2 separate regions of the Homo sapiens genome follow, and region 2 is linked to region 1. A link is a loop called in an ENCODE intact Hi-C map of the cell type or tissue named here. Cell type or tissue: Calu3. All regions are shown on one strand. Links, peaks and the distances in the headings refer to the core of each region. The heading gives the core; the rest is flanking DNA. Region 1 has its middle 67 kb from the start of KLF4. Region 2 holds the start of LOC105376206 (a long non-coding RNA gene).

Region 1 (11,074 bases), core at 4,555-8,554:
AACCCATATGTGTTGTGAGAGCGAGGGGTAAAAGATGCACTCTGGTTTTGGGATGGGATTCCCGTGTGACCAGAGCTGACTTTTGAGCAGGCTCATTGGAGGCTGAGGAGGGAAGAAAGGCATTGCAGGTAGAGGCCGGGCACGGTGGCTCACGCCTGTAATCCCAGCACTTTGGGAGGCTGAGGCAGGCGGATCACCAGGTCAGGAGATTGAGACCATCCTGGCTAACACAGTGAAACCCCGTCTCCACTAAAAATACAAAAATTTAGCTGGGCATGGTGGTGGGTGCCTGTAGACCCAGCTACTCGGGAGGCTGAGGCAGGAGAATGGTGTGAACCCGGGAGGCGGAGCTTGCAGTGAGCCGAGATCACACCACTGCACTCCAGCCTGGGCGATAGAGCGAGACAAAAAAAAAATAAAAAAGGCATTGCAGATAGATGCAGCTGCATGAGGCATGGAACAGGATGGGCCATGGAACTCCTGGCCTCAAGTGATCCGATTGCCCTCGGCCTCCCTAAGTGCTGGAATTACAGGCGTGAGCCACCACACCTGGCCATATTTCTTTGTTTTTTGAGACAGGGTCTTACTCTGTTGCCCAAGCTGGAGTGCAGTGGTGCCATCATGGCTCACTGCAGCCTCGACCCCCACGTGATCCTCCCACTTCAGCATCCCAGATAGCTAGGACTACAGGCACATGACACCACACCTGGCTAATTTTTTAACTTTTTGTAGAGACAGGGTCTCGCCATGTTGCCCAGGCTGGTCCCCAGCTCCTGGCCTCAAGTGATCTTCCTATCAGCTTCCCAAAGTGGGACTATAGGTATGAGCCACCACGCATGGTCTCAAAACTATGTTTGGATTCAAGCAAAGGAACTTTTTTTGTTGTTTATAAAATATTAAGCCGGGTGTGGTGGCTTATGCCTATAATCCCAGCACTTTGGGAGGCTGAGGCAGGTGGATCACCTGAGGTCAGGAGTTTGAGACCAGCCTGGCCAACATGGTGAAACTCCATCTCTACTAAAAATACAAAACTTAACAGGGTGTGGTGGTGCACTCCTGTAATCCCAGCTACTTGGGAGGCAGAGAGGCAGGAGACTCACCTGAACCCGGGAGGCGGAGGTTGCAGTGAGCCAAGATTGAACCACTGCACTCCAGTCTGGGTGACAGAGCAAGACTCTGTTTCTTTAAAAAAAAAAAAAAGTTGCCATTGAGGTGTAGGTCTTTCCTTCCTTTTATCCCCTTAGGCTCAGCTTTCAGCTGACATCAGCCAGTGTAGAAGGCTCAACTTTTGGTTCATCTCTATGCCAAAATATTCTTGATCTTTGTACCTCTAAACCATCTACTTCTACTCAAAATACATGTATAATTATGCATTTAACCTATACCCAAATAATTGTTTCTCCTGGTTAAAACAGAATTTCCTTAGTTCTGATGACAGGTTGAGGGTGTAAGGTCACGGTTGTGCAGGGAGAAAGGCATATCTCAGCTCTTGAGCTCTGGAGGCAGATTGGCTTGAGGCCATCCAGGCTCCGTCACTGATGACATTAGTTGTATCATTTGGTCCTCTAGGGCTGAGTTTCTTCACCTGGGAAACAGACATTTTAGAAACTACTTTATAGGCCTATTATGTCTATTAAATGACATAATAAGTGTGAAAAATTGCTTGGTATGTTTGGAAGGGAAGAGGAATGTATGATGGAATGAGGAGTCCAGTGGTTTATGATACATATATATATACCATAAGTATAAATAATAACTTATACGTCATATACTTATGACAAATTATATACAACTATATCCTCTTCTCTATACTGCTCTTCCACTTCTAGATGGAAGAAGCTGTCTAAGGAATGATGAAGGTGAAAAAAACAAGTCATATTTAAATGTTCTCTTCTCTGTAATCCCAGCATTTTGGGAGGCTAAGATGAGAGGATTGCTGGAGGCCAGGAGTTCAAGACCAGTTTGAGCAGCATAGTGAAACTTTATCTCTAAAAATTAAAAAAAAAAATTGTTTTTGATTAAATATTCTCTTCTTAGACTCATTGCCTGAACACATGATCAAGTTACAGGGATGTTATCAGATATTCAAAAATATTTGAGGAGGCCGGGCGCCATGGCTCATGCCTGTAATCCCAGTACTTTGGGAGGCCGAGGCAGGTGGATCACCTGAGGTCAGGAGTTCAAGACCAGCCTGGCCAACATGGCGAAACCCCATCTCTACTAAAAAAAAAAACATACAAAAATTAGCCGGATGTGCTGGTAGTTGCCTGTAATCCCAGCTACTCTAGAGGTTGAGACTGGGGAATCACTGGAACCCAGGAGGCGGAGGTTGCAGTGAGCTGAGATCAGGCCACTGTACTCCAGCCTACCACAGAGGAAGACTCCGTCTCAAAAAAAAAAAAAAAAATTGAGAAGGTACAGCATGATGATGAAGAACATAGACTATATTTTCAGACAAACCAGAGTTCAAACCCCAACAATTCCTAGGTGTGTTTACTGCCCTGAGCTTTGGGTCTGTATTAGTAAAATGGGTATAATAATAGAGGTTTCAGATCAAAAAGCCATAGTATAGGGCCCACACAGTGGCTGATGTGTGTAATCGCAGCACTTTGGGAGGCCAAGGCAGGAGGACTACTTGAGCCCCGGAGTTCAAGATCAGCCTGGGCAATATAGCAAAACCCCGTGTCTATAAAAAAAAAAAATTATCTGGGCATGGCAGCACACACCTGTGGTTCTAGCTACTTAGAAGGCTGAGGCAGGAGAAATGTTTAGCCCAGGAATTTGAGGTTATAGTGAGCTCTGATCATGCCACTGCACTCCAGCCAGGATGACACAGACCCTATCTCTATTTTTTTTTTTTTGAAACGGTCTCATTCTGTCACTCAAGCTGGAGTGCAGTGGTGTGATCATGGCCCACTTCAGCCTTGACCTCCCAGGCTCAAGTGATCCTCCCACCTTGGCCTCCCAAGTAACTGGGACTACAGGCATAAGCTACCACACCCAGCTAATTTTTTAACTTTTTATATAGACAGGGTCTCCCTGTGTTGCCCAGACTGGTCTTGAACTCCTGGGCTCAAGCAGTCCTCCTGCCTCAGCTTCCCAAAGTGTTGGGATTACAGGCGTGAGCCATCTTGCCCAGCAAACATTTTTTTAAAAAGAAAAATCATGGTTTTATATAAGGTACTATCCGTGGTTTCAGGCATCCACTGGGGATCTTGAAATGTATTCCTCTCAGATACTAGGGAACAACTGTACATATTAGTTACTACTTTTTACAGTGGCCATAAGAGCCACATCTGGAAGAACACAGAGAGTGAAGAGAGGACCTGGTTTTGAAATTCACTTTCACAAGCTTGAGATCTGGGGCCAACTTATTTCACCCCTCTGGAGCCTCCTGCCTTGGCAAAATGAGGCTAAGACCTTGGAGCACTTGTTTTTACCTGGGCTGATATTGGAATCACCTGGGGCTCAGACCCACTTCATCCCCATGATTCTTATGTAATTGTTCTGGGATCCGGCTTTAGAAATCAAGAGTTCTAAAAACTCTCCAGGTGATTCTATTGTGCAGCCAAAGTAGAAACCCTTCTTAGAAGGGTCTTGTGGAGCTCAAAAAGAAAACTAAGGCCAGGCACGGTGGCTCATGCCTGTAATCTCAGCATTTTGGGAGACCAAGGCGGGTGGATCACTTGAGGTCAGGAGTTCGAGACCAGTCTGGCCAACATGGCGAAACCCCGTTTCTACTAAAAATACAAAATTTAGCCAAGTGTGGTGGCACGCGCTGTAATCCCAGATACTCGGGAGGTTGAGGCACAAGAATCCCTTGAACCCGGGAGGCAGAGGTTGCAGTGAGCTGAGATTGCGCCACTGCACTTCAGCCTGGGAGGCAGAGTAAAACTGCATATCAAAAAACAAACAAAAATCAAAACTATGTGAAGGGCTTTGTCAAGGCTGAAGTACTTTTGAAACCTCACTGTTTTCCTGTGCTAGCTCTGAATTCTTTTTTAAAAGAAAAGTAAGTTCTGTAATTAAAAAAAAGAAAAAGAAAAAAATTCCCTTACACTGCAGACTCTCATTGAAAGCAGACTCTTGCTAATGCTTCATCTTTGGCTCCAAAGGAAATCCATCCCTACCCTAGTCATAACTTACAATAGGGCTTTTCCTGGGTGAAGCAGCATTGGTCTGGTCATCAGAGTGCTCTCCCCAGCCCTCTGGAAGCTACGGATTTGCAAGCCATGAGCACCCTCTATGAGGGGAGGTAAAGGGAGATTGTGGGGTAACAGAGGAGATGGGGTTAATGTGAAGTTCAAGTTTCCAAGGAGCAATGCGGTCTGGGACACAGCTGTCAGAATACTTTGAGATTCAAGAAAGTCCATCATAATGAAAGTGTGCTGAGAGGTCCTGGGGAGGCAGGCTGGTTTGTGCAAAACCTGCACTTTGAAGTTCTGACAGTAAGAGGAGTTAGCAGTTCATGCACCCCTCCTGTCTTCTCACATCGATTTGTGCATTGCCGTCTTGTCATAAGAATCACAAATACAGATGTTTTTGTCAGATCCCAAAGCCTTAAGGTTCTATATCTGACCTAACTCCAATAGACTTCCAGCAAGTTAAGTTCTGTTGATCAGTCAGTCCAGTTGATCAGACTCTCATGGCTGGCATCATCCTCCGGACTTCGCCTGGAATAGCAGATTGGAACTTATTCAGAGCTTTGTGATGATAGTAACTTGTTCACAAGCAGACCTTATGTTTGCTAGTAAGATTCTCAACGTTTTTTTAAGCTCCACAGTTCCAATCTCACCAGCTAGATTCCTCTCCTTTCTTACCACTTTGAGATTAGGTCAAGTCTGTTTTGATCAATGCAAGCAAGTAATCCCATCCATTCAACCATTTGTTCATGAAGTCATCCATCCATTTAATTCCCCATTCATCTGCCAACTGTCACACACTCATTTTCAATCCATCTATTTCTCCATCCATCCATTTTTTTTTTTTTTTTTTTTGTGACACAGAGTCTCACTCTGTCACCCAGGCTGGAGTGCAGTGGCACAATCTTGGCTCACTGCAACCTCCGCCTCCCTGGTTCAAATGATTCTTGTGCTTCAGCCTCCTGAGTAGCTGGGATTATAGGCACATGCCACCGCACCCAGCTAATTTTTGTCTTTTTAGTAGAGATGGGGTTTCACCATGTTGGCCAGGGTGGTCTCAAACTCCTGACCTCAAGTGATCCACCTGCCTCGGCCTCCCAAAGTGCTGGGATTATAGGTGTGAGCCACTGCGCTAGGCCATCCATTCGTTTTTATCTATCTGTTTACTCATCCATCTAATCATCTCCCTGCTCACTCACTCTTCAGCTACATTCAAGTTCCTAGTCCCCAAAGAGCTTGTTTGATATTTTTATTGTTATCCCATGGACATGGACTCACTACATGGTAGCTATTTTATGATTACTTAATCAGTTGAATCATTATTTGCCAAGATTTGGGGGCTTTCTCTGTGCGGGTATTACTGAGGATACAGTAATTAGCCTGAATTGAATCTTGAAGTTTGAGTAAGCGTTTTACAGGTGAAGAAATTACAGTTGATTCTTGAATAACACAGCACTGAACTGTGCAGGTCTACTTATAGGAGGATTTTCTTCTGCCTCTGCCACCTCTGAGACAGCAAGACCAAGCCCCTGCTTCCTCCTCCTCCTCAGCCTATTCAATGTGAAAATCACAAGGATGAAGACCTTTATGATGATACATTTTCACTTAATGAATAGTAGGTATATTTTTTCTCTTATTTATTTATTTTTTTTCCAAACAGGGTTTTGCTCTGTCACCCAGGCTGGAGTGCTGTGGTGTGATCATGGCTCACTGCAGTCTCCATCTCCTGGGCTCAAGTGATTCGATCATCCTACCTCAGCCTCCTGAGTAGCTGGGATTAGAAACATATGGCACCGTGCTTGACTAATTTTGTAATTTTTGTAGTGACAGGGTCTCGCTGTGTTACCCAAGCTGGTTTTGAACTCCTGGACTCAAGGGATCTGCCCACCTTGGCCTCCAAAATTGCTGGGATTGTAGGCATGAGCCACCATCCCCAGTGGCTCATGCCACCCAGTGGGTGGGTGGATAGATAGATAATTGTTTTTCTAACTTTATTGTAAGAATACAGTATATAATGCACATAACCTACAAAATATGTGTTAATCAACTATGTTATCAGAAAGGCTTCTGGCCAACAGTAGGCTATTAGTAATTAAGTTTTGAGGGAGTCAGAATTTTTGTGGATTTTTGACTATGTGGGGTTGTGGGAGAGGTTGGCACTTGTAACTCCTGTGTTGTTCAAGGGTCAACTGTAGAGCTAAGTGTGAGAAAAAGCCTTCCAGGCACAAGGAATAGCTAGTGCAAAGTCTTGGAGGTGAGAGCAAGTGTGGCTTATGGGAAGCTGTGGGTAGCTTCTAATGTCAGGGTAGAAGGATGGGAGGCAGAGAGCCTCCGGCAATCAAGGCTGGAGAGATGAGAGAAGGCCAGTTGATAAAGGGTGTTGTGTGTCATGCCCAGAAGTCTAGAGCTGTTGGAGGAATTTCAGCTTGCAGCTGCATCTGAAATTGACTTGACTTCTTTGTTCAAAACCAGAAATGGCTGATCTCTCCAGGTTCAGTCGATGGAAGATCTCAGAGACACATTTCATAGACTGGGCCTGGGAACCAGGACTGCCGGACTGCGGGGCCAGTGTTTTCTTCTACCACCCTGTGCTTCCACCCCTCCTTCTGACTCATTCTCCTTTTCCCCATATCTAATCTCTTTCATCCCTCAGTTTCTAAGACAGGTCTGTAAATCCAGTCAGAGCTCAATAAATGTTTGTTGAATGACTCACTGATTCCTGTGGAAGACATGTACATGTATGTGTGCACGCACCTGGAAGGCCTCTTTGAATTTCTTCCACCATTCCAGGCCCACTTAGAGCTGCACTGGTAGAAAGGGAATGGATTAGCAACTGAAAAAATCAGGCTGTGGGCTCTGGGTCTCTCACTGACAGGTCATGTCTCTTGGCCAAGTCTCCACATACTCTCCAGGCCTCTGCTGCTGCACATCTGTGAGATGGAATTGGTGGCCTCTGACCTGGGGTAGTTGGGAGCTGTGGATAAGTCCATGCTGAGAAAAGCCTTTGTTGCTGTAGAGTGCTGTACATTCACAAGGTAATCTTCCCACTCCTCTCCTAGTTTAGGAGACTGTCATGTTGTATTTGTTTTGTTCTTGTTTTGTTTTGTTTTTAGACTGAGTCGCTCTGTTGCCCAGGCTGGAGTGCAGTGGCGCAATCTCGGTTCACTGCAACCTCCGTCTCCCAGGTTCAAGCAATTCTTATGCCTCAGCCTCCCTAGTAGCTGGGATTACAGGGGCCGCCACCACACCTGGCTAATGTTTTTGTATCTTTAGCAGAGACGGGGTTTCACTATGTTCACCAGGCTGGTCTTGAACTCCTGACCTCAAGTGATCTGCCTGCCTTGGCCTCCCAAAGTGCTGGGATTACAGGTGTGAGCCACCGCGCCTCATATTGTATTTGGATAATGAAAAACCTCCTCCATGCTGCTGTATCAGTCATGGTCCCAGCAGGGTACAGAGGATACCTTTGGGGGTATTTAATAAAGCAACTTTTATGGAGGGTTAGTAGGGTTTGGGAAAACCAAAAAGCAGTACTTTGAGACTGATAACAGAGGGCACCTCATCCACTCCCCCTGGCTTGAAGGGTCAAGAGGAAGGAGAGAGGGAGAGCAGGGGATATACATACCAGCCTTTCTCCTCACCTCCCATCTCCTGCCAGTGTCTTCCACAGGCAGAACCTGACCAGAAACCAAGGTCAAGGTTATCATGAATGTAGTCCATGAAGTTCAACTGCCTGGGGCACAGAGCAAAGTGCTGAAATGTACAGAGTGGATCTGGGGGTCAGATGAGAGGTGTCCAGCACCCCATCCTACTCACATTTGTTCTCCCTCCCCTCCAAAGATGTTCCCATTGCTATAAGTGCCTTCACAGCCCCCTCTTTATCTGGCTCACTCCTACCTGTCAGCCTTTCAGTCAGGTCTGCCTCCTCCAAAAAACCCTCCTGGAGCTCCTTTCCATCTGGGTTTTTTTTTTTTTTTTTTTTGAGACAGAGTCTCACTCTGTCACCCAGGCTAGAGTGCAGAGGCCTGATCTCGGCTCACTGCAACCTCCAACTCCTGAATTCAAGCAATTCTCCTGCCTCAGCCTCCCAAATAGCTGGGACTACAGGCACGTGCCACCATGCCCAGCTAATTTTTGTATTTTTAGTAGAGACAGGGTTTCACCATGTTGGCCAGGCTGGTCTCGAACTCCTGACCTCAGGTGATCTGCCTGCCTCTGCCTCCCAAAGTGCTAGGGTTATGGGCATGAGCCACCCCGCCTGGCCCCATCACTGTATTTGTCATACTGTGGGGATTGTTTGTTCTCTGGGAACAGGAACTCGATCTTTCTTTCGCCACCTCAAGCCTGTGCCTAGCACAAGATCCATGTGAAGCAAACCCTAGAAAGTGTTTGTTGCTCCGAGATGAACTCTGTGACCTTGAAGCACAGTGCCCGGTGGGTTTCTCCTCTCCTACAAAACTTTTGGCGGTTCCCCATTTTCTGCAAGTCATAAAAATCCCAAACCCCTTTCTCTGCTGTCTAAGGAGCCTCACCATCTGCCCTCATTGTCACATCTCTGACCGCCAGCGCCCGAGACAACCAGTGGGCTAAGTTCAGGGATTCCTGTCTTCCGTTACCATGTGTTGGATTGCTTGTGATTCATTCCCACTTGGCTTGTTTTGGAAATTAGCATTTCTCGGTGATGCACCTGATACAGGGTCACTTAGGCAACTCTGATAGTTTGGGAGAATCAGAATTGACAACACAACAGTACTTTAAACACACATTCTCCTCCCCATCCAAACACACTTATCTCTTCTATTACCCAGATAATGGGCAGTCCTTTCCAGTTCCGTGCTGATAAGCTGCTAATAAGTCTCTGCCTGACTAGTTGTCTTGCGTGGGGTATTGGACAGGCAAGAGAGAGGTCTGTGGATTCATTGGTTACTTCTTTCAGTAGCTGTGACCTCATATGAGAACCTTTGCTTCCTACTTTTTAAAAATTATTTTTTTGGGGCTAGGCATGGTGGCTCACGCCTGTAATTCCCAGCACTTGGAAAGGCCAAGGCAGGAGGATCTCTTGAGCCCAGGAGTTCAAGGCCACCTGAGCAACATAGTGATACCCCATTCCTACAAAAAAAATTTAAAAATGGGGCAGGAGGATCATTTGAGCCTGGGAGATGGAGGCTGCAATGAGCTGTGATTGTGTCACTGCACTCCTGCCTGGGTAACAGTGAAATTCTGTCTCCAAAACCAAAAAAATTTTTTAAAATTTTCTTTTCTTGTATTATAGAGGACTAAATGTTACCTATTTTTTCAAGAAAAGAGTCATATTACCCTCTTTCTGGGCAATCCTGGAGACCCCATGAGGATTTTATGCAGACACTTTAAATGGAATAGCCTTAAGGAAATGGAGTCCTTGCTGTACTGGAGGCATCCCACTTTTTTTTTTTTTGAGATGAGTCTTGGTCTGTTGCCCAGGCTGGAGTGCAGTGGCATGAACTCAGCTCGCTGCAACCTGGGTTCAAGCGATTCTCCTGCCTCAGCCTCCTGAGTAGGTGGTACTACTGGCATGTGCCACCATGCCCAGCTAACTTTTGTATTTTTAGCAGAGATGAGGTTTCACCATGTTGGCCAAGCTGTTCTCCAACTCCTGACCTCAAGTGATCTGCCTAGTTCAACCTCCCAAAGTGCTGGCATTACAGGCATGAGCAATTGCGCCCAGCCTCCATTTTGCATTGCCATTAATTTTCTTTTCTTCTTCTTCTTTTTTTTTTTCTTTTGAGACAGGGTCTCACTCTGTTGCCCAGGCTGGAGTGAAGTGGTGCAAACAGAGCTCACTGCAGTCTCAACCTCCTAGGCTCAAGCTATCCAGCCACTTCAGCCTCCCAAGGAGCTGGGACCACAGGCATGCATCATCACACCTGGCTACCTAAAAAACTTTTTTTTTTTATAGACAGGGTCTTCCTATGTGGCCCAGGCTGGTCTCAAACTTCTGGGCTCAAGCAAGCCTGCCTCAGTCTCACAAAGTGCTGGCGTCACAGGCATGAGCCACCACACCTGATACATTTATTTTCTTAATTATTTATTTATTTTTGAGTTTTGTTTGTTTGTTTGTTTGTTTCTTTTAGACTGGAGTCTCATTATGTTGTCCAGAATAGTCTTGAACCCCTGGGCTCAAGTGATCCACCTGCTTTGGCCTCCCAATGTGCCGGGATTATAGGTGTGAGCCATTGCATCTTGTCCTATTTCTCAAAGGCAGTAGATTCCATTTCATTTTGTCTCTGCTAATGTGGGGCAACCGTGTGTGCATATGTTATGTGTGTTGTATATGCAAATTTGTATTTAATATCAAATGAAAGTAATAGTAGATTTCCCAAGTATCATTTATGCTCATTTCTATGACTTAGAAATTAGACTTACCATCAGATCTTGTTATTTAATGCAATAACAAAGACGCCTATGCTATAATATCACAAATTTGGTTTTGAGTATTTTGATGGTTGGATTTTTACACAACCTTTTCTTTGTCATCTTTTTTTTTTTTTTTTTTTTTTGAGACAGGGTCTCACTCCGTCGCCCAGGATGGAGTGTAGTGGCGTGATCTCAGCTCACCATAACCTCCGCCTCCCGGGTTCAAGCGATTCTCTTGCCTCAGCCTCCAGAGTAGCTGGGACTACAGGTGCCCGCCATCAAGCCCAGTTAATTTTTTTATTTTTAGTAGAGATGGGGTTTCATCATGTTGGCCAAGCTAGTGTTGAACTCCTGACCTCAGGTGATCCGCCCACCTCAGCATCCCAAAGTGCTGGGATTACAGGTGTGAGCCACTGCGCCCAGCTTCCTTTTTTTTTTTTTTTTTTTTTTTTCAGGTGCAGACTCGCTCTGTTGCCCAGGCTAGAGTGCGATGGCGTGATCTCAGCTCACTGCAACCTCTGCCTCCCAGGTTTAAACAA
Region 2 (11,074 bases), core at 2,724-6,723, 53 kb before region 1:
GACCAGCCATTACTTTCTTTTTAATCATAAGTTTTTGTTTTATTTTGTTTTGTTGCTTGAGATAAGGTCTTGCTCTGTTAGCCAGGCTGGAGTGCAGTGGCGCAATGATGGCTCACTGCAGCCTCGAACTCCCTGGCTCAAGCAATCCTCCTATCTCACCATGCTTAGTAGCTGGGACCACAGACATGTACTACCACACCCAGCTTATTTTTAAATTTTTTTGTAGAGACAGGGTCTCACTGTGTTGCCTAGGTTGGTCTTGAACTCCTGGGCTCAAGCAATCCTCTTGCCTCAGCCTCCCAAAGTGCTGGGGTTACAGGCGTGGGCCACCTCACCTGGCTGACTTACTTTTTTTTTTTTGACCTGTCAGCAGGAAGTAACTGACTTATTTTTATTACAGAATGTAATACAGTTTGCTGGCACATAATAGGTGCTCAATACATACTTGTTTAATACATAAACCCCATTTTACAGTTTTAAAAAAACTGCAATATTAGCTAGGCATGGTAGCTCATGCCTGTAATCCCAGCACTTTGGAAGGCCGAAGTGGGTAGATCGCCTGAGGTCAGGAGTTTGCGACCAGCCTGGTCAACATGGTGAAACCCTGTCTCTACTAAAAATACAAAAAATTAGCTGGGCATGGCGGCGGGCGCCTCTAATCCCAGCAACTCAGGAGGCTGAGGCAGAAGAATCACTTGAACCCAGGAGGCGGAGGTTGCAGTGGGCTGAGATCGCGCCATTGCACTCCAGCCTGGGCAACAAGAGCGAAACTCCTTCTCAAAACAAAACAAAACGAACAAAATTAGCCGGGCGTGATGGTGTGCACCTATAATCCCAGCTACTTGGGATTGAGGCAGAGAATCGCTTGAACCTGGGAGGCGGAGGCTGCATCGAGCCAAGGTCATGCCACTGCACTTCAGCCTGGGTGACAGAGGGAGACTCCATCTCAAAAAAATAAATTAATAAAAATAAAAATAAAATAAAAACAACCAAATAAACTGCAGTATAGAGTGCTTAAATCCAGCCCAGGATTGTGCAGCTAAGTAAGGGAGTTAGCCAGTGTCTCCTGGAGCCCACCCAGAGGAGGAAGCCTGCTGTATGACTGCTCTCTGAGTAACCTATCCTCAGCTGTGCCTGGCTTCTCTGAGTTCAGAGCCCCTGGATCGAGTTCCCCAGAGAGTAAACCTCTAACCTTCTGTCCAGGCTGGGGGAAAAGCAGTCACCCAGCTGAACAGGGCTAGTGAGGAATCTTGGGGCCTGTATGTACGTATGGGTGGATGGATGGATGGATTGTGTAACTGCTTGAGATATATATATATATATAATTTTATTTATTTATTTGAGATGGAGTCTCACTCTGTCGCCCAGGCTAGAGTGCAGTGGCATGAGCTCAGCTCGCTGCAACCTCCACCTCCCAGGTTCAAGCAATTCTCCTGCCTCAGCTTCGCTCATAGCTGAAATTACAGGCACGCGCCACCATGCCTGGCTAATTTTTTTTTTTTTTTTTTTGAGAGGGAGTCTCACTCTGTCGCTTAGGCTGGAGTGCAGTGGCACGATCTCGACTCACTACAACCTCCGCCTCCCGGGTTCAAGTGATTCTTCTTCCTCAGCTTCCCAAGTAGCTGGGACTACAGGCATGTGCCGCCATGCCCAGCTAATTTTTTTGTTTGTTTGTTTGTTTGTTTGTTTTGAGAAAGAGTTTCACTTTTGTTGCCCAGGTTGGAGTGCAATGGCTTGATCTCGGCTCACCGCAACCTCTGCCTCCTGGGTTCAAGCGATTCTTCTGCCTCAGCCTCCAGAATAGCTGGGATTACAAGCATGGGCCACCATGCCCGGCTAATTTTTTTGTATTTTTAGTAGAGACGGGGTTTCTCCATGTTGGTTAGGCTGGTCTCAAACTCCCAACCTCAGGTGATCCGCCCGCCTTGGCCTCCCAAAGTGCTGGGATTACAGGCGTGAGCCACTGCACCTGGCGCGCCCAACTAATTTTTGCATTTTTTAGCAGAGACGGGGTTTCACTATATGTTGGCCAGGCTGGTCTCGAACTCCTGAGCTCATACAATCCGCCCGCCTTGGCCTCCCAAAGTGCTAGGATTACGGGCATGAGCCACCGCACCCGGTCTGTTATTTCATTTTTTAAATGTACATTTTTTTTTCTGGTTTCAAAATGCGTGCTTATTTTAAAAAAAATAAATCAATACGGCTGGGCATGGTCGCTCACGCCTGTAATCCCAGCACTTTAGGAGGCCAAGACAGGTGGATCATGAGGTCAGGAGTTCGAGACCAACCTGGCCAACATGGTGAAACTCCGTCTCTACTAAAAATACAAAAATTAAGCCGGGCATGGTGGTGGGCACCTGTAATCCCAACTACTTGGGAGCCTGAGGCAGAAGAATCGTTAGAACCCGGTGAGCCAAGATCATGCCATTGCACCCCAGTCTGGGCGACAAGAGCGAAACTGTCTCAAAAAAAAAAAAAAAGAAGTGATGTGTCAGGGTTTCCTGTGTCATTGCTGTCTGATGCAGGGAAGGAGGCTTGGACTTGACTAGGAGTTAGGACTTGTGTTTTCTTGTCCCAGCTCTGCCAATGTGTGGCATGGGTAAGTTACCTCTGTTCCCTAGGCCCCTTTCATCTGTGCAAAGTGGAGGCTTCCAATTATATTCTAATAATGTACAATTTCCATATCTTCAGAGTTTCAAGGAAGTGCAAACTAACTGCCATGAAAGTTTCACCAGCCAAAAGCTGATTATGTAGATGTTAACATTTGAAAGATTAAGATCATAATATTCGGTACTGGTTAGTACGTAAGGAAACCAACATGTTGATATCTTGCTGATGAGAATGTAAACTGATGTAAATTTTTTGAGGAACAATTTGAAATGGTTGAAATGTAAATCAATTTCTATGAATTGAGCCTAAGGAAATAAGTGAATAAGAGTACACATGGAAATTCTGTAGTAATGAAAAGTTGGAAACAATCTAAATGTCCATCGAAAGGAGATTGGGCTGGACATGGTGGCACATAACTGTAATCCCAGCACTTTGAGAGGCCAAGGTGGGAGGATCCCTTGAGTTCAGGAGTTCCAGACCAGTGTGGGTAACATAGTGAGAACTCATCTCTACAAAAAGTAATGAACCAGATGTGATGGCAAGAACCTGTGGTCCCAGCTACTCAGGAGATTGAGGTGGGAGGACCACTTGAACCCAGGAGGTCGAGGCTGCAGTGAGCCATGAGCATGCCACTACAGTCCAACCCAGGCAACAAAGCAAGGCCCTATGTAAATAAATAAATAAATAAATTTTATTATTTTCACATATGTATAAAAAATGTGAAGACTTATACTTCAAACTGAATTGTGGTCATATCTGGAGAGGCAGGCTGCGGATTTTATTTAAAATACACATGTATTGATTTATTGATTTTTTTTTTTGAGACAGAGTCTCTATCGCCAAGGCTGGAGTGTGGTGGCTTTGTCTCGGCTCACTGCAACCTCTATTGCCCGAGTTCAAGCAATTCTCCTGCCTCAGCCTCCCTAATAGCTGAGATTACAGGCACCCTGTAGTCTGGAACTCCTGACCTCAGGTGATCCACCTGCCTCAGCTTCCGCAAACTGTTGGGATTACCGGCGTGAGCCACCGCACCTGGCCCTGACACTTTACTTTTATGAGCCCATCTACCTTTTGAAACCAGAAGCATGGACCTCAGAAGAGGGTGAAAACCAACTTTTTTTTTTTTTGAAACGGAGTCTCTCTCTGTCACCCAGTCTGGAGTACAATGGCACAATGTCGTCTCACTGCAACCTCCGCCTCCTGGGTTCAAGCCATTCTCTTGCCTCAGCCTCCTGAGCAGCTGGGATTACAGGCGCCCGCCACCATGCCCGGCTAATTTTTTGTATTTTTAGTAGAGACAGGGTTTCACTGTGTTGGCCAGGCTGGTCTCAAACTCCTGACCTCGTGATCCACCCGCCTTGGCCTCCCAAAGTGCTGGGATTACAGGCGTGAGCCACCGCGCCCAGCCGAGAACCAACACTTTTAGAGAACCTTTAAAAAGCCTGAAACTTCCCCATATACTTTGCATATGTTATACCCAAAATAATCCTGCAAAGTAGGTATTATTATTATTATTTTATTAATTTTTAGAGTCAAGGTCTCACTCCATTGCCTAGGCTGGAGTGCAGTGGCATGATCATAGCTCACTGCAACCTCAAATACCTAGGCTCAAGTGATCCTCCCCTTTCAGCTTCCTGAGCAACTAGGACTTCAGGAAGCCACCATTAAGCCTGGCTACTTTCAAAAAGTTTTTTGTAGAGATGGGGTCTCGCAGTGTTGCTCAGGCTGGTCTCAAACTCCTGGCCTCAAGCAATCCTTCTACCTCAGCCTCCCAAAGTGCTGAGATCACAGGCGTGATTCACTGTGCCTGGCCTAAAGTTTATTAATTCTATCACACAGAGGAGGAAATGAAAGAACTGGAGATGAAATTGATCAAATTAGTAATCTCCAGCCAGTCCTGAGGAGATTTAGCACTGGGCAGTGTTCGAGTTGGATTTAAGAAGAGGCAGAGTGGTACCACCAGTTTGCCCCACGTGGGTAAGGGAGAGATTTTCTGGCAAGACTGAAGACATTCTGATACCCTCCTCTCCCCTAACATACACTTACTCAGGTGTAAGAGTAATTCAGGCATAAGAGTCAGCAAAAACACTTTCTCAAGACGCTGTCTAGCTGTCTCAGGATCTTGTCCTGCTCAGGGTTGAGCACAAGGAGAACACAATCCTTGCTGGCCGGGCCCTGTTCTGGAATGACTGAGCTGTCCAGCATGGCCAGTGTGTAAATGTCAAGTAAACACCAAATTCAAGTGCAATCTAACTATTGTGCTGGGACTGTTTGTTTTAGATATAATAGTCAGCAGGAAGGGAGAAGGGGAGGGAGGGGGAAAGTATATATCACTTCACAAGGCAAAATTATGACTATCGTGAGCCCTCCCTTGGTCAACTTGAATGTCAAGAAACCAATATCAAATAAATAAAGAGCCTGCACTCCATGCTGCAAAAATAAGCATGTCCATTTGCTTGAAAAAAAGATTTTTTCAGATGAGGGAACATTTTCCAGTCAATCACCCTGCAGCAAAGTCATCCTGTTGAATTTGTGACTCACAGCCTCTCTGTGTCAATAGACAGAGTCAGCCCAGAGTTATGACTTCACAGAAAGATGAAGCAAAAGCTGGGAGACGAGGCAGGACCAGCTTTAAAAGAAGGCTGTAAGCTCAGACAACAAGTAGCAAAAGAAACACTGACCACTCACAGGCTGGGTAATTGCATTCGTTGCTTCTTTTTATTTCTTGCTCGTCTCCTAGAAAAGAACAACTCTGACTTTGACTTCATCCTTTCATTGCATTAACATTGACGGGGGACATGGTCATTGTCAGGGCTATGACTTTGCCTGGTGCTCCATATACATTGTTATCTCATTCTGTTCTCATAGCAATTCTATAAGGTAGGTGGTATTTGTATTATTTTATTTTATTTCCTTTTTTTTGGAGATGGAGTCTTGCTCTGTTGCCCAGGCTGGAGTGCAATGGCGCAATCTCAGCTCACTGTGCGAACTCTACATCCTGGGTTCAAGCGATTCTCCTGCCTCAGCCTCCCGAGTAGCTGGGACTACAGGTGCATGCTGCCACACCTGGCTAAGTTTTTGTGTTTTAGTAGAGACGGACGGGGTTTCACCGTGTTGCTCAGGCTGGTCTCAAACTCCTGAGCTCAGACAATCCGCCCACCTCGGCCTCCCAAAGTGCTGGGATGACAGGCAGGAGCCGTTGCGCCTGGACTTTATTTACTTTTATTTATTATTTATTTTATTTTTATTTTTATTTATTTATTTTTGAGACGGAGTCTCACTCTGTTGCCCAGGCTGGAGTGCAGTGGCACAATCTCGGCTCACTGCAACCTCCGTCTCCCGGGTTCAAGCAATTCTCCCTGCCTCAGCCTCCTGAGTAGCTGGGACTACAGGTGCCCACCACCACACCCAGCTAATTTTCGTATTTTTTAGTAGAGACAGGGTTTCGCCACGTTGGCCATGCTGGTCTTGAACTCCTGACCTCAGGTGATCTGCCTCCCAAAGTGCTGGGATTACAGGCATGAGCCACCGCACCTGGCCTGTTTATTTTATTTTATTATTATTATTTTTTGAGACAGAATCTTGCTCTGTTGCCCAGGCTGGGTGCAGTGGTGTGATCTTAGCTCACTGCAACCCCCTCCTCCTGGGTTCAAGCGATTCTCCTGCCTCAGCCTCCTGAGTAGCTGGGATTACAGGCACACGCCACCATGCCCAGCTAATTTTGTATTTAGTAGCGACGGGGTTTCACCGTGTTGGTCAGGCTGGTCTCAGACGCCTCAGCCTCCTGAAGTGCTGGGATTACAGGTGTGAGCCACCGTGCCCAGCCTATTTATTTTATTTTTAAGAGGCAGGGTCTTGCTCTGTTGCCCAGGCTGGAGCACAGTGGGCACAATCATAGCTCATTGTAACCTCAAATTCTTGGACTCAAGGGATCCCCCCACCTCAGCCTCCCAAGTAGCTGGGACTACAGGTGCGTGCCACCATGCCTGGCTAATTTTTCAATTTTTTGTAGAGGCAGAGTCTTGCTTTGTTTCCCAGGCTAGTCTCAAACTCCTAGCTTCAAGCAGTCCTCCTGCCTAGGCCTCCTAAAGTGCTATTACAGGTGTGAGCCACTGCACCTGGCCTGTATTATTTTATTTTATTTTATTTATTTTTCTGAGATGGAGTCTCGCTCTGTCGCTCAGGCTAGAGTGCAGTGGCACGATCTCGGCTCACTGCAACCTCCGCCTCTCAGGTTCAAGCAATTCTCCTGCCTCAGCCTTCTGAGTAGCTGGGATTACAGGCATGTGCCACCACACCCGGCTAATTTTTGTATTTTTAGTAGAGATGGGGGTTTCACCATGTTGGTCAGGCTGGTCTCAAATGCTTCACCTCATGATCCGCCCGCCTCGCCCTCCCAAAGTGCTGGGATTACAGGCATGAGCCACCGCGCCTGAATGCCTGTTTTATTTTATATGAGAATAATTATGAGAATAATTGAGGCCCACAGAGATTAGGTAACTTTGTAACCTTCTGCTTAAGGATTCTCACCCAGTTCTCCCTGGCTTCAATTTCAAATTTTGTGTGAGTTTCGGACAGCCTCTTATTTTGTTATCCTACTATAAGCCAGACAGGTACCTTGGCACCAGGGTCTCACCAATAAATCAGACATAGTTCTTGCCCTCAAAGAGCTTGGGGCCAGCCAAAATACTGTTGTCTTGGTGTTCAAGACCAATGCAGCACAATCCGTTTAGGCTGCCTGTAAACAAGTTAATATTGAAGAAAAGATAGTACCAACAGACTCACTACTTGTTTTCCAAGTTGCTACTATTTGCAGATTTCTCAGGAATGCCTGTGGGGATGAAAAGCCACTAAGAGATAATAAACCATAGAAGAGCGTATGTGGAGTGAAAACGGTTGATCTGAAGGCGAAGCTTGCAGCCAGTCAGCTTTGCCTGGCATGCTGGTTGTGGGGAGGTAGAGGCTTAACGTTTGGTCTTGTCTAGCCACAGAGCAGGCTAGGCAGGGACAGGGCCTGGCTGCGGAGGTGGAAGGCCTGGGCTCTAGTCTGAGCTTGGCTACCACACACTTGGAGGCTTAGGTCTGCTGTTTGCTCTGTTCAGAACCTGTTGAGGTTCTGAATCTTCTACACGAAGGCAGATGAAAGCTGAAAATTGACTTTGATATGTGATTAAAGTCCATAGGTGGTTTGGTGACTCTCAGACAAAGATTAAGTAGACTTTTGAGGCTGTGACTTCACTATAGAGACACAGTGTGCAGAATGGATTGAGGCTCTCATACGCAAATCCAATCCACCGTTAAGATTGTCACTCGTGGCCAGGCATGGTGGCTCACGCCTGTAATCCTGGCACTTTGGGAGGCCAAGGTGGGCGGATCATGAGGTCAGGAGTTCCAGACCAGCCTGACCGACATGGTGAAACCCTGTCTCTACTAAAAATACAAGAAAAAACAAAATTAGCCGGTGTGGTGGCACATGGTTGTAATCCCAGCTACTCAGGAGGCTGAGGCAGGAGAATCACTTGAACTTGGGAGGCAGAGGTTGCAGTGAGCTGAGATGGCGCCACTGCACTCTAGCCTGGGTGACAGAGCAAGACTCTATCTCAAAAAAAAAAAAAAAAGAAAGTTCAAAAATTGACTTTGATATGTGATTAAAGTCCACAGGTGGGTTGGTGACTCTCAGACAAAGATTAAGTACACCTTTGAGGCTGTGACTTCACTGTAGAGACACAGTATGCAGAATGGATTGAGGCTCTCATACACAAATCCAATACAACGTTAAAATTGTCACTCTTGGCAGGGTGCAGTGGCTGACGTCTGTAATCCCAGCACTTTGGGAGGCCCAGGCGGGTGGATCACCTGAGGTGAGGAGTTTCGAGACCAGCCTGGCCAACATGGTGAAACCCTGTCTCTACTAAAAATACAAAAATTAGCTGGGCGTGGTGGCGGGTGCATGTAATCCCAGCTACTTGGGAGGCTGTGGCAGGAGAATCTCTTCAACTCAGGAGGCCTCCAAGGTTGCAGCGAGCCAAGACCGCGCCACTGCACTCCAGCCTGGGTGACAGAGCGAGACTGTCTCAAAAAAGAAAGATAGTCATTTGTGCACTTGGACCCAACATATAAAAGGTGCTGACTCTCATACCTAGACACAGGACAGGTGGGGGATACTTAATCTCAGCTCTGGACCTTCCTGAAAGTGTGGTTGTGACATAGCCCATCATGGCTAAGCTCTTTATTTGTAGCAAGAGGAGGGAGAGAAGGCAGTCTTTGTGGCTCCAGAGTGTCAGGATTCATGAGGATGGCTAGGTCAGTTCTTGATTTGGGGTGGAAGGCTTTCGCCTAGATATTCTATTAAAATGTTTTCTTCCTGGACTTAAATGATCCTTCCATCTCGGCCTCCCAAAGTGCTGGGATTATAGGCATGAGCAGTGGCCCGGTCTAGATATTCTCACATTAGAAAGGTAAAGAGCAGTGGACGAGCTGGCTCTCAAGGCTGAGACATTCTATCTCCTTAGCTCTTCTTGCAACTCTTCTGAAAATTGAGCTTGTAAAGTAGCTTTGATCCTTAAAAAAAAAAAAAAAATCTGTTGTCTGCTTAAACAAAAGCAGTTCTTAGAGTGGCTTTGCCTTTATTTTAGTATAACACAGATTGCTTCTCCTTTGTTTCCGTTGTCTCAGTGTTCTCCCAGTTCTAAGAAGCTGTCAGCGTATATAATATATTACCTGGTTGCCTCAGTCCCCTTCAAATTTCCATCCTTAAGGGTTTTCTTCCTAATGGTTGGGGAAATTCTTGAAAGGACAAGGTCAATATGCCTTTGCTGGGATATACTTTTAAAAAATTTATTTTGGCTCTGTGTTGTTTGTCAAGGCTTCAGAGAGCCCTGCAAGTGAGAGTGCTCCGTTTACCATTTTGAATTTCTCCCTTTCTGGTTGGCCAACATCGTGTTTCCACTGTAATCCACCTGAAAAACAAACAGGAAAGTTTACACAGGTCTCTGTGTTCAACCATCTGCCTCCGCAATGATCTCTACAACAATGTAAGAGCTAGAAGACCAACTCTGGGTGTGTGTGTGTGTGTGTGTGTGTGCGTGCGCACGTGTGTGATATTTGGGGAGCACGAGCTATGTGTCTGGCTCAGGGTTGGGCATTCGGAACATCAATGGCGAACAAAGATAGATGTGATCCCTACTCACAAGGAGCTTATAGTCTACTGTCAGAAGAAAGACATTAATCAAATAATCACAAAAGCAAAACCAGACTGCAATCACTGCTTTGAGGGAGGATGCACAGTGTAGCAAAGCTTATCATAGGGAAAACTAACCTAGTTAGGGTTAATAAGGAGAGTACTGGGAAGAGGAAAGTCATGTTCTCTCTGTGATCTCTGAGTGCTGATAAATGATTAAGACAAGCATTTGTACCCTTGTATTTCTAAATCTAATATGGTCTCCATGATTTTTTTAAAATCATGTAACGCCCCCAGCTAGGAACTCAGGGCACAGAGATAAACAAGACATTGCCTAGGAGACACACCCTGAAAGAAACTGTAATACAAGGTGCCAAGGTGATACTAGCAAGAGGGGTGTGCAAGGACGCCTAGGAGCCCAGAGGGCACAGGGGATTGGTTCTGCTTGGGGTGCGCCTGGCAGATAGGGAAGAGGAGGGGTGTCCAGGCAAAAAATTCAGCACAAATAAGCCACGGAGATGGGAGAGTATAGGGTATGCAGGTGGACCAGGATAAAATCCAGGGGGGGCCAGCATAGAGTGTGTAGGTAGAATAAGTAAATCTTTTGAAAAGACATTTGGAAACAGAAATGGAGGGGCCCAGGGTCACAACTTCTCTTAAATCAAATAGTTGCTCAAGACCCACATGTTGGCTGGGCGCGGTGGCTCACGCCTGTAATCCCAGCACTTTGGGAGGCCGAGGCGGGTGGATCACGAAGTCAGGAGATCGAGACCATCCTGGCTAGCACGGTGAAACCCCGTCTCTACTAAAAATACAAAAAATTAGCCGGGCACGGTGGCGGGCGCCTGTAGTCCCAGCTACTCTGGAGACTGAGGCAGGAGAATGGCGTGAACCCGGGAGGCGGAGCTTGCAGTGAGCGGAGATCCCGCCACTGTACTCCAGCCTGGGCGACAGAGCGAGACTCCGTCTCAAAAAAAAAAAAAAAAGACCCACATGTTAAAGCTGTCTTTTCCACCACTTCCGTGATCCTAGAACTATGTTCAGTTTTTTGGCACAGGTGTGTTGATTAGTCATATTATGATAATATTTTTCTTTAAATCCACATATTTAAAAAATATTTTGAAACTTTAAAGCATATTTAATAATAATATGTGTAATATTGCAGTTTGGATATGCTAGCTCAATGTTTTGTAAAGCATAAATAATAAATGCATAACAATTAAAATAATAAATATTTCCCTGTGTACCACATCAAATCACCTTGAGTCCCATCAGTGGTATTTG

What was found. Peaks named below come from ENCODE experiments on the same cell type or tissue, not always from the same donor. Only the 100,000 strongest peaks of a DNase experiment are listed, where the experiment ranks them.
Region 2: it touches region 1 in a loop (7-fold over the local background); 11 of 110 quality-filtered maps call a loop at or near these places.

The regions. Positions count from the first base shown.
Region 1 is chr9:107,550,950-107,562,023 of GRCh38, forward strand. No RefSeq gene overlaps it. Among named protein-coding and RNA genes, the nearest start is that of KLF4, 67 kb to the left of the region's middle. In Calu3, for the core only: no CTCF peak of the experiment used is centred there; no DNase peak of the experiment used is centred there.
Region 2 is chr9:107,499,865-107,510,938 of GRCh38, forward strand. It overlaps LOC105376206 (a long non-coding RNA gene), which reads left to right and starts at 5,270. Exons shown (of 2, transcript XR_930224.3): 1 at 5,270-5,305. In Calu3, for the core only: no CTCF peak of the experiment used is centred there; DNase peaks (open chromatin) are centred at 4,787 and 5,187.